2 separate regions of the Homo sapiens genome follow, and region 2 is linked to region 1. A link is a contact called in ENCODE Hi-C or POLR2A ChIA-PET data. All regions are on one chromosome and are shown on one strand. Each heading gives the region's core, a stretch centred on a gene start or an enhancer-like site at or near the end of the contact. The rest is flanking DNA. Distances are from core to core; before and after follow the strand shown.

Region 1 (5,877 bases), core at 2,437-4,936:
GTAGAAAATATCTTAATGTGCTCACAAAAGGGAGGCAAAATTATGAAAGTATTATTTATCTCTTCTGGCTAAATTTTATAATTTTCAAGTTAATTTAACTTTATCATCATAGCAAAGATATTTTACAAGACCGAGAAGGTTACATGGTTTTCAATGTAAGTCAACAATTAATGAAAAATTGTGATTTCATGTGTGGATGCAAACCAAACATTTTGCTTAAATATTGTGTAATCCTGCATTCCATTCCCGCACTAATTTGCTTTTCAGATGATCAGTACTTTACAACTTAACATCTTCATACTAAGATGTTCCATCTTACAACTTGACAGTTTCCTGGCTACACACCTTGTTTTTAGGTGGAGTCACTTCTTTCTTAGTTCTAGACGAGACCAAAGAATCAGAAAGCACCATAATTTAGAGCTGAGGAAGTGAAGTGCCCAGCCAGAGCTGTGTGCCTTCCCGCTGACTCAACATTGACCTTGGGTATGTCCCAGAATATCTCCACTCCGCTGCCCTTAGCGCAACGGGCTGATGACATTACGGACTGTGTCTCAACATAATTGGATAGATTAACTAAGTATGTATATAAATGCTAATTGCTATTGTTCTTTTTACATTTACACTTTAAGGTTGTTCTGAGTCTTATAATAGTGCAGTAGATAGAATATTGCATTTCCTAAAGTTGGATATGTATATGGTAAAAACCATAACTTTTATATATATATAAATATATATGTACTTTTTTTTTTTTTTTTTGAGACTGAGTCTCACTTTGTCGCCAGGCTGGAGTGCAGTGGCGCAATCTCAGCTCACTGTAACCTCTGCCTCCCGAGTTCAAGCGATTCTCCTGCCTCAGCCTCCCGAATAGCTGGGATTACAAGCATGTGCCACCATGCCCGGCTAATTTTTGTATTTTTAGTGGAGACGGGATTTCACCATGTTGGCCAGGACGGTCTTAATCTCTTGACCTCGTGATCCTCCTGCCTCAGCCTCCCAAAGTACTGGGATCACAGGTGTGAGCCACAGCACCTGGCTATAAATTTTTAACTCTACAATAAATCCTAAAGTAGATTAATGTGCCAGAAAAAATATACTACTGTTTTGGCTTTTCATACCTTCAGCTGGACCTGCACATGAATTAATTCTGTGGCTCACAACTATAATCCAAACACTTTGGGTGACTCAGGCAAGAGGATCCCTTGAACCCAGGAGTTCAAGACCAGCCTGGGCAACAGAGTGAGACCCCTACTCTTAAAAAAAAAAAAAAAAAAATATATATATATATATATATATATATATATTTTTTTTTTTTTTTTTTTTTTTTTTTGAGACAGGGGCCTCACTCTTGCCCACGCTGGAGTACAGTGGTACAGTTGTGGTTCACTGCAGTCTTGACCTTCTGGGCTCACGCAATTCTCCCACCTTAGCTTCCTGAGTAGCTGGGACTACTATAGGCGTGTGCCACCACCACCATGCCTGGCTAGTTTTTTTTGTTTGTTTTCAGTAGAGATATGGGGGGGTCTCCTTATGTTGCCCAGGCTGGTCTCAAACTCTTGGGCTCAAGTGATCCTCCTACCTCAGCCTCGCAAAATGCTAGGAGTACAGGTGTAAGCCACTGCACCCAGCCCCTTCAATTTTTTTTTTTTTTTTTTTTTTAATTAGCCAGGAATGGTGGCACGTGCCTGTAGTCCCAGCTACTTGGGAGGCTGAGGCAGAAGGATCCTTTGAGCCCAGGAGGTCAAGGCTGCAGTGAGCCATGATCTTGCCACTGCACTCCAGCCTGGGTGAAAGAACAAGACTCTGCCTCTAAAAAAATAAAATAAAATAAAATCCACCTTGTTAAAACAATTGCCCATTATACATTGCGGCATTGCAGCTGGTATAGCCTCTGGGATTCCCGAGGGCTCTTTTAGCTCCAAAACTGTGTGGTCTCCAAAGCTCCAGGAGAAACTGATTTCTATGTCTGAAACCAATCTTAGAGTAAAATTCCAAATAAATGCTTTTCTCCAAAATTACACTAACCAGGCTGGGTCTCTATCATACATCTTCAATACCCTCAAACCTAGATTGTAAAGTGAAAAAAGTGTATTAGCAGCTTCCATTTGTTCATCTGTCACTCACATTCTTAGGGCATTTTAAGGATGAGCAACCTTTGTTTCAGAAAGGGTAAGTAATTTGCCCCTGGAGGTTACATAGTTATAATTTAGTCTTCAGAATCAGTTCGAAGGGGGCAGTACTATTTTTAAGATAATTAGAACCCACCTTGTAGCAATAAAAGTTTTCTTGTCTTTGCCAAAAAAGAAAAAGTAGAGCATTCAGTTATTTTTTCAGACAATTGTGTTGCTTTTTGGAATGATAATATATTTCAAATTTCATATATTCTCTCCTGGCAACAAATAGGTTGGTTGGTTGTGGCTCAAAATGCCTTTTTCAATAGAAAAATTAAGCACTGCCATCAAAGGACCAGGCTCCTAGTCCACCTCACACAACTCCTAACTAAGAATGTTGCAGACCTGGAGTGCTGGAGAAGAACTAGCTCAGAAAAGATTTCTGGCTGGAGAGGATGTATCTTCTTTTTTTATATTTATTTTTGAGACAATATCTGGCTGTGTCACCCAGAGTAGAATGCAGTGTCATGATCTCGGCTCACTTGCAACCTCCGCCTCCTGGGCTCAAGCGATCCTCTCACCTCAGCCTCCCAAGTAGCTGGGACTGCAGGCACACTCCACCATGCCTGGCTAATTTATGTATTTTTTTTTTTTTTTGTAGAGGCGGGGTTTTACCATGTTGCCCAGGCTGGTCTCAAACTCCTCCCACCTCAGCCTCCCAAAGGGCTGGGATTACAGGTGTGAGCCACCGTGCCCAGGCAAAGCCCTAGTTCAACGTTAGGAACGCATCCACTCTGAAACTGGCATCAGGAGCAAGCTGAGCCTTCTCTGGACTTTCAGCACCTGCTGCTGAAGGTTCCCCGGGGCTGGTCAGAGACGAGGATCTCATGGGGCTGTCCCTTGGCTGGAGGGCCTCCACCCCGGCACCACTCTCAACACAGGTCTTACCTCCTGAGAGCCACACCTGCCACAGCCCAAACCTTCCTGCAGCCAGAAGGGACCAGGGGGTGTTTGGAAGAAAACTTGTGTTGCTTCCTCCTTTCCTTGTCTAAGTGACGATTTTGTGTGTCACCTTTTGTGTCTAGCTATGATCCTGGCAGGAAAAGCCTACTACGATGGAGTGGCCAAGATCGGTGAGATTGCCACTGGGTCCCCCGTGTCAACTGAACTGGGTGAGCGATCTGTCCCTTTATACATAAACCCCACTTGTCATCCTGTGAACCCCAAGAGAAACGCGTGGGATGGCCCAGTCCAGAACAGAGGAGAGATCTGGGCCAGCATGCTGTGGTTCTACTTCACCGCGGTCTGTGGAAATTGATGCTTAGTCGTAGGGTGGGCTGGGACTGGTGCCGGAGGGCGAGTGGAGGCCTTGTTTTCTGGCCAGCCTCCCTGTTCTCCTAGGAACTTGAGCTTTTGCCCTGGGTGCCTGGGCTCTCACCCTTCCCGCTGGGAGTTTGACCTACATTCCTGATGGGCGAGCCGGGCCTCCTGGGGCCTCGGGCTGTGGCCAGAGTGTTTCCTGTGACTCACCTAGTAGAAAATCCGACTCCTTTACATTGCTCTCTTGGCCCTTGCCTCTTCCCTGGTTGCTTTCAGCTGTGATTTTTCCGGTTCTGCTGGTATGAATCGCTCTCCTGTGCAGGCAGAGAGGGCGGTTACACCCTGGGCAGTGCCCGCTGCCGAGGGGATCTGGGCTTCTGTTTATAGAACACTTCACTGTCGGGGGTTAGGGAAAGGTGGGCTTTTAAAACGGCCCCACACAGCACTCTCATTTAAAAAACTTGTTGAATATGTTTTATTGTACAAAGGGTAAAATTTCTGGCTTAACCGGAGGAAAATCATGGTAAAGTGTGTGCGTATTTAAAGAAAAGTGCATCCATGTCCAGTTAAGAAGTAGGAAGGGGAAGCAGAGGAGTGGGGGCATCACCAAGGGAAGGTGCGGGCAAGTCACATGGTTTCTCGATGGGGTTGGCCTGAGGGTTTTTAGGATTGTTTGGGAAGCTCTTAACTGACCCATAAAAGACAGGGACAAATGAGAGGCCTGACAGTGGAGTTGAGGAGCTGGGCTGTTGGGTGCAGAGGCGATCTGGGTCCTCACAGTCTCCGTATAAAGCCATAGGCACACGGTAGACCATATGCTGGAAGTGATGCCTTGTTAGTGAATAAGTCAGTACTGCGAGAAAGCGATCTATGTATTTTTTAATTTTTTATTTTATTTTATTTTATTTTATTTTATTTTATTTTATTTTATTGAGACAGAGTCTTGCTCTGTCACCCAGGCTGGAGTGCAGTGGCACGATCTCGGCTCACTGCAACCTCTGCTGCCCAGGTTCAAGCAATTCTCCTGCCTCAGCCTCCTAAGTAGCTGAGACTACAGATGCCCGCCACCACGCCTGGCTAATTTTTTTGTATTTTTAGTAGAGACGGGGTTTCGCCATGTTGGCCAGGCTGATCTCGAACTCCTGACCTCAGGTGATCCTCCTGCCTCAGCCTACCAAAGTACTGAGATTACAGGTGTGAGCCACCGCGCCCAGCCATAATATTATTTATATATATAAAAATATATATAATATACATATATAAATATATGTATATTATAAATATACATATAATATACATATATAAATATATATGTATTTATAATATTAATATACATATATTTATAATATAAATATATGTATATTTATAAATATATGTGTATTTATAATATAAATATATGTGTATTTATAATGTAAATATGTATATTTATAATATAAATATGTATGTATATATATTTATATATAATATAAATATATTTATAATATATATATTATGTATATTTATAATATACATAATATAAATATATGTGTATATATATAAATATATAAATATATTTATATATTTATATATATTTTAGGGGGTCTCTCTGTGTTGGCCAGGTTGGTCTTGAACTCTTGGCCTCTAGGATTCCCCCTGCCTTGGCCTCTCAAAGTGCTAGGATGACTGGCCTCACCCAGCCCAGTACTGCTATATTTAATAGACTCAGTTACATGCAGAAGTTTTCCAAAATCCTGCTTGTGCCCTGGTTGGTGCCATAATCCTGCATGTGCCAGCGAGGACTGAACTGTAGTAACTCTGTTCTAAGCACAATGAATTTAATAAAATACGGAGGCTGCCGGATGTAGACAGAAGCAGACAGCAAAACCTAGGATATTTGGGGGAGTCGTTGAGATGATTATAGGGTTCCAAAAATAGCATGAATAAAAAGAAACATCCTATTGGTGTCATGCATCAGAAAGAAAACATGTGTGACCCTTACATTAAAACATATGGTGCTCTGACTCACCACACCCAGTTTGCCTTTTTAATGTTTTATGGGTCCTGCCACTGTTTAAATAAGACTTCTGCTCCACACCTTACTTGAGTCAGTCGTGAGTTCCTAATGTTGAAACAGCTATTTCCACAGCAACGATGTTGGTATAAACAACACAGGCTTAGAACTTTCATTTCAGTGAGGAAAGTATTTTGTGATGGTGAAATTTCTTTCATGTGCATGTATATATCTATGGGGTATTTTTTGTTTTTGTTTTTTTGAGACGGAACCTCACTCCATCACCTAGGCTGGAGTGCAGTGGCGTGATCTTGGCTCCCTGCAGCCTCTGCCTCCAGGGTTCAAGCAATTCTCATGCCTCAGCCTTCTGAGCAACTGGGATTACAGGTGCCCACCACCATACCCGGCTAATTTTCATATTTTTAGTAGACACATGGTTTCACCATCTTGGCCAGGCTG
Region 2 (6,217 bases), core at 2,211-4,710, 470 kb before region 1:
GGGGGCAGGGGCCATGACTGGGTGCTCCACCTTTGTAGCTCCAGTGCCTAGGATGGAACCTGGCCCACTGGGTTGTGTTAGTTCAGGTCCTTTGGAATCAGAAGTCAAGAGAGATTTTATTTGGGGAATCACCTATATAGTGAATTAAATAATGTCCTTCTCAAAAGTTTATGTCCACCCAGATCTCAGAATGTAACTATTTGGAAACAGGGTTGTATTAATCCATTCTTCCCCCTACTTTTTTTTTTTTTTTTTTTTTTTTTTTTGAGATGGAATCTTGCTCTGTCACCCAGGCTGGAGTGCGATGGCGCCAACTCGGCTCACTGCAAGCCCTGCCTCCTGGGTTCAAGGGATTCCCTGCCTCAGCCTCCCAAGTAGCTGGGACTACAGGCACCCCCACCACACCCGGCTAGTTTTTTGTATTTTTAGTAGAGACAGGAGTTCACCATCTTGGCCAGGCTGGTCTTGAACTCCTGACCTCGTGATCCACCCACCTCGGCCTCCCAAAGTGCTGGGATTACAGGCATGAGCCACCACGCCTGGCCTGTATTAGTCCATTTTGTTTTGCTATATGGGAATACTTGAGGTTGGGTCATTTATGAAGAAAAGAGGTTTATTTGGCTCACGGCTCTGTGGGTTGTGCAAGCACAGCACTGGTGTCTGCTTCTTGTAAGAACCTCAGGAAGCCTCCAATCATGGCAGAAGGCAAAGTGGGAGCAGCCAGGTCACATGGCGAGAGAGGGAACAAGAGAGTGAGGAGGAGGTGCCAGGCTCTTTTTACCAATCAGATCTCACAGTAATTAATAGAGCAAGAATTCACTCATGACCATAGGGTGGGCACCAAGCCATTCATGAGGAACCCACTCCCACGACCCAAACACCTCCCACCAGGCCCCACCTTCAACATGGGGAATCATGTTTCAACATGAGATTTGGAGGTGACAAACATCCAAACTATACAACGGTCTGTGCAGGTATAATTAGTTAAGAATCTCAAGGTGAAATTATCTTGGATTTAGGGAAGACTCTAAGACCAATGACAGGTGTCCTTAGAAGAAGAGCTTAGAACACTGACATGCACAGAGAACAAAGCCATATGACAAGACAGACAGGGATTGGAGCAATGGGTCAACAAGCCAAAGAACACAAGGATTTGCCAGCAGTCACTAGAAGCTAGAAGAGACAGCCAGGCATGGTGGTGGCACATGCTTGTAGTCCCAGCTACTCGGGAGGCTGAGGCAGGAGAATCTCTGGAACCTGGGAGGCGGAGGTTGCAGTGAGCCGAGATTACACCAAGATTGCACTCCAGCCTGGACATCAAAGCGAGTCTCCATCTCAAAAAATAAAATAAAATAAAATAAATTTAAAAATAGGCCAGGCACGGTGGCTCACGCCTGTGATCCCAGCATTCTGGGAGGCCGAGGCGGGTGGATCACCAGGTCAGGAGATCGAGACCATCCAGGCTAACATGGTGAAACCCCGTCTCTACTAAAAATACAAAAAAACAAAATTAGCCGGGCATGGTGGCGGGCACCTGTAGTCCCAGCTACTCGGGAGGCTGAGGCAGGAGAAAGGCATGAACCCGGGAGGTGGAGCTTGCAGTGAGCCGAGATCACGCCATTGCTCTCCAGCCTGGGCGACAGAGTGAGACTCTGTCTCAAAAAAAAAAAAAAAAAAAATCAGCGCAGGGAAAGGATGCAGGGGGCAGAGTCCAGGAGGATTCAGCACATGGAGTTTCCAGTTGTCCCGTCCTTTGGAGTCATGGCTAGCATTCCCAACAATGATGCGTGACGACGTGCATGGAGTATTGCTAACCAGGGCAGCTCACCTGAGCCTTGGTGTCCAGTTTTTACTGGGGCTTGGTCATATAGACATGGCTGATGCCTGATGTGGCTGACAATCCCCATCCCCTCTGGAGGTCAAGCTGATGCTGTGTAGCCCAAAGCCTCCACCATAAGTCATGTACGTTGTTAGATTGCATAGCCCCAGGCCCCCAGGTAAACGAAGACATTCTTACCAGACAGGATGTTCTAAGGGCTTAGAGCTCACCTCCCGGGAGCTGGTGGTAAAAGCCATACCACTCTTTGGATAAAGTTAATTCTTTTTTTATTTTTATTTTTTATTTTAATTAATTAATTAATTTTTGACACAGAGTCTCGCTCTGTCACCCAGGTTGGAGTGCAGTGGTGCAATCTTGGCTCACTGCAGCCTCCACCTCCCAGGCTTAAGCAATCCTCCCACCTCAGTCTCCTGAGTAGCTGGGATTACAGGCACCCGTGACCACGCCCGGCTAATCTTTGTATTTTTAGTACAGACAGGGTTTCACCCTGTTGACCAGGTTGGTCTCGAACTCCTGGCCTCAAGTGATCCACCTGCCTCGGCCTCCCAAAGTGCTGGGATTACAGGCGTGAGCCACCGTGCCTGGCCATCTTTTATTTTTATTTTTAAATTAATTGTTTATTTTTTGAGATGGAGTCTCACTCTGTCACCCAGGCTGGAGTACAGTGGTGTGATCAGAGCTCACTGCAGCCTCCAACTCCTGGGCTCAAGCAATCCTCCTGCCTCAGCCTCCTGGGTAGCTGGGACTACAGGTCCACCACCATGTCTGACTGATTTTTAAATTTTTTTTGTAGTGATGATATCTTGCTATGTTGCCTAGGCTGGTCTCAAACTCCTGGCCTCAAGTAATCCTCCCACCTTGGCCTCCCAAAATGCTGGGATTCCAGGCGTAAGCCACTGCACCTGGCCTAGGATAAGGTTAATTCTTTACTACACACAAGTCAAGGGACCTCAAACAAGATACTAAAACCTCTCAGCACCTCAGTGTCCACATCTGCAAAATGGGCATGTGAGCACCTTCCTTCTAGTATTGTCAGGAGGGGGATTATGCAAAAGAGCATCTAGGAAAGGTTCCAGTCCAGGGCCTGCCATACAGCAGGCACTCAATGCACTCTTTTTTTTTTTAACGGAGCCTCATTCCGTCGCACAGGCAGGAGTGCAGTGGTGCAATCTCGGTTCACTGCAATCTCTGCCTCCCGGGTTCAAGCGATTCTTGTGCCTCAGCCTCTTGACTAGCTGGGATTACAGCCGCCCACCACCACACCTGGCTTATTTTTGTATTTTTAGTAGAGACATATTTTTGTGATGTTGGCCAGGCTGGTCTTGAACTCCTGACCTCAGGTGATCTGCCCGCCTCGGCCTCCCAAAGTGCTGGGATTACAGGCATGAGACACCACACCCGGCCAATAAACTCTTGTTCAATGAACGAATGAAGGAAGGTAGGGAAGCCCCCAGCCTGGCCCCTTACACAGGCTAGTCCTTTGGAAGGGAAGGCGGCCCCTGGAGAGCAGTGCTGGCTCAGCCTGCTGCCTGATTCACAGGTGACTCATCCCCAGCTTTAGGACAAGATCTAAGGGGCCTTGGCTGGGTGCGGGGTTCTTAAAAGGTGAGCTGACGTCCCAGTTGCAGAGTAAGAACTGAGCTCATTACGTGTGGCCTTTTTGATGAATTATAAAAAGCCTGAGCCTCATGCTGAGAACGCAGAGAAGGGATGTGAGGCCACCAGCAGATGTATACATTTTATTTCTGAAGTGAGAGGAATTCTGGCTTTACTGGGAGAAGTAAACTTTGTGCAGAATGACTGAGCAGGCTGAGGGCTGAGAGGTGCCATGCCACAGTCAGGGCCCCGTCAAGGAGAAGGCAGTGGGGCCAGGTGTCATTGTGCCTTTTAGGAGACAAGTCCAGGGCTGTGTCATCTGCTGGCAGTGAGAAGTCAGCTCTGAGCTCCTCCCCGAAGGTGGTTTTTCCTTTTTCTACTTTGAGAAATGTGCTGGCAGGCATGGATTTTTTTTTTTTTTTCTAGACGGAGTCTCGCTCTGTCACCCAGGCTGGAGTGCAGTGGCATGATCTCAGCTCACTGCAACCTCTGCCTCTCGGGTTCAAGTGATTCTCCTGCCTCAGCCTCCTGAGTAGCTGGGATTACAGGCACGTGCCACCACGCCCGGCTAATTTTTGTGTTTTTAGTAGAGACAGGGTTTTGCCACATTGGCCAGGCTGGTCTCGAACTCCTGACCTCAGGTGCTCTGCCTGCCTCAGCCTCCCAAAGTGCTGGGATTACAGGCGTGAGCCAGCTTGCCCAGCAGGATTCAAAGATTTTCTATTTGTGATTGGTTAAGGAGGCAAGGCTTTGTCTAAAAAATTGTGGACAGGGCCTGACATGGTGGCTCATGCCTATAATCCCAGCACTTTGGGAGGCCGAGGTGGGCAGATCACTTGAGGTCAGGAATTCAAGACCAGCCTAGCCAACGCAGCGAAACCCCATCTCTACTAAAAATACAAAAATTAGCCGGGCGTAGTGGCACGCACCCATAATCCCAACTACTCAGGAGGCTGAGGCAGGAGAATCACTCAAACCCAAGAGGTGGAGGTTGCAGTGAGCCGAGATCACGCCACTGCACCCCAGCCTGGGTGACAGAGCGAGACTCCATCTCAACAACAACAACAAAAAAGAAAATTGGGGAGAGTAGAAAAGAATGTTAGCTCTGGTCTGTGGGTATGACCTTCTCCAGGCCCCTCAGGAAGAAATTTAGAACAAAGAACTGTCAGAGTTCAGTGCTCAGTTCCCCCTTATCTGAGGTCTACCTGCCAGCAGCAGGTCCATTTGGCAGGAGCCCAGGTTTCTGAAAAACTCAAGGACATCTTTGGTTCCCATCAGGAACTAAACATCTTGTGATTTCCTTGGCTATTGCTTTAAGCTACTATTACCTTTTTGGTTATCAAGTTGCTCATTTACTGCTCAGGACTAGCTAGGTGCCTGAACTTTCCCTTGAAGGAACTCAAGATTTTCCTTTATTTCCATGCTTGGAGGGGGAGGGTGCCCACCAGGCCCCTAATAGGGCCTCTGCTTTATCGCATCTTCAGGGAGGGCTTTCTAGTGGGCCCGTAGCCAGGAGGACAGGTCCTCCACGACCCACCCTCAAAGTCCATGCCTGGCCTGGCATGTTAGCTCATGCCTGTAATCCCAGCACTGTGGGAGGCTGAGGCGGGCAGATCACCTGAGGTCAGGAGTTCAAGACCAGCCTGGCCAACATGGCAAAACCCCGTCTCTACTAAAAATACAAAAATTAGCCGGGTGTGGTGGCACATGCCTTTTAATCCCAAGAATTGCTTGAGCCCGGGAGGTGGAGGTTGTAGTGAGCCGAGACTGCGCTACTGCACTTCAGCCTGGGCAACAGAGCAAGACTCTGTCTCAAAAAAAAAAAAAAAAAAAAAGTGAAGGTTGCCAATAGGATTTGTGAATAGATTGAAGGTGAGGTTTGAGAAAACATGAGAGAGGTCGAGAGGTCGAGAGGTCCAGGGTCTCCCTGAGGTTTGGCCTGAGACACCAGAAAAGTGGAGTTGCCATCAACAGAGATGGGAAGGCTGGAATGAGGAGGTGCGAGGGAACAAAGCTGGAAGACCAGTGGGTCCACAGGTGCCTATGGGGAGACGTTTCAGGAAATAGGAAGAGGAAGTGGAAGATCCAGTGATCACCACCACCCACTGCCCACTACCATCCTTCTCTGAGCTTGTCTTGTTACCAAACCAAATTGAGATCCTCTCACCCAGCACAGTAACGCTAAACATCCACACCACAGTTTGCAGTGGGAGAAGTGAAGGCATTCATTGCGGGGCTCCAAGCAAGGAGAGGGAGGTTACAGTCAAAGCTGTCAATCAATACATGGAAGTTATACCTTGGTTTCACCTAAAAAGGTGAGACATCTCAAAGCAGGAGCCCACAGGCCATAGGAGGATTCAAAGATCTTCTTTTTTTTTGTTTTTTCTTTTTTGAGCTGGAGTCTCACTCTGTCACCCATGCTGGAGTGCAGTGACGCGATCTCAGCTCACTGCAACATCCGGCTCCCAGGTTCAAGTGATTCTCCTGCCTCAGCTTCCTGAGTAGCTGGGATTACAGGCCCACCACCACGGCTGGCTAATTTTTGTATTTTTAGTAGAGATGGGGTTTCATCATGTTGGCCAGGCTGGTCTCAAACTCCTGACCTCAGGTGATCCGGCAGCCTTGGCCTCCCAAAGTGCTGGGATTCCAGGCGTGAGCCACCACGCCCAGCCAACCTTCACAATTTATCCAGAATCTACTCATTTTTTTCCACCTCTACTGCTCTCACCTGGTCTGAGTCATCACCATCTCTTGCCTGAATGATTGCTGTTGTTTCTGCCC

The links. Hi-C counts contacts between places; a loop is a spot of excess contacts on that map. ChIA-PET counts read pairs that join two places held with the same protein, here RNA polymerase II (POLR2A).
Region 2: a map of HCT116 shows a loop between it and region 1 (4-fold over the local background). The contact joins two enhancer-like sites. A Hi-C loop is called at or near these places in 1 of 168 maps with a recorded cell type or tissue (HCT116). POLR2A ChIA-PET finds 5 or more read pairs at or near these places in 1 of 52 experiments (OCI-LY7).

The regions. Positions count from the first base shown.
Region 1 is chr7:98,352,445-98,358,321 of GRCh38, reverse strand. BAIAP2L1 (BAR/IMD domain containing adaptor protein 2 like 1) reads left to right here. Exons shown (of 14, transcript NM_018842.5): 3 at 3,194-3,280. Among named protein-coding and RNA genes, the nearest start is that of BAIAP2L1, 46 kb to the left of the region's middle. Within about 2 kb of position 3,686, at least 16 of the 41 ENCODE cell types and tissues checked have a DNase peak (open chromatin) inside an H3K27ac peak, as active enhancers do; they include HCT116, where a contact is called at or near this core.
Region 2 is chr7:98,819,999-98,826,215 of GRCh38, reverse strand. No RefSeq gene overlaps it. Among named protein-coding and RNA genes, the nearest start is that of TMEM130, 47 kb to the left of the region's middle. RefSeq lists an enhancer at 1-74. Within about 2 kb of position 3,460, at least 4 of the 41 ENCODE cell types and tissues checked have a DNase peak (open chromatin) inside an H3K27ac peak, as active enhancers do; they include HCT116, where a contact is called at or near this core.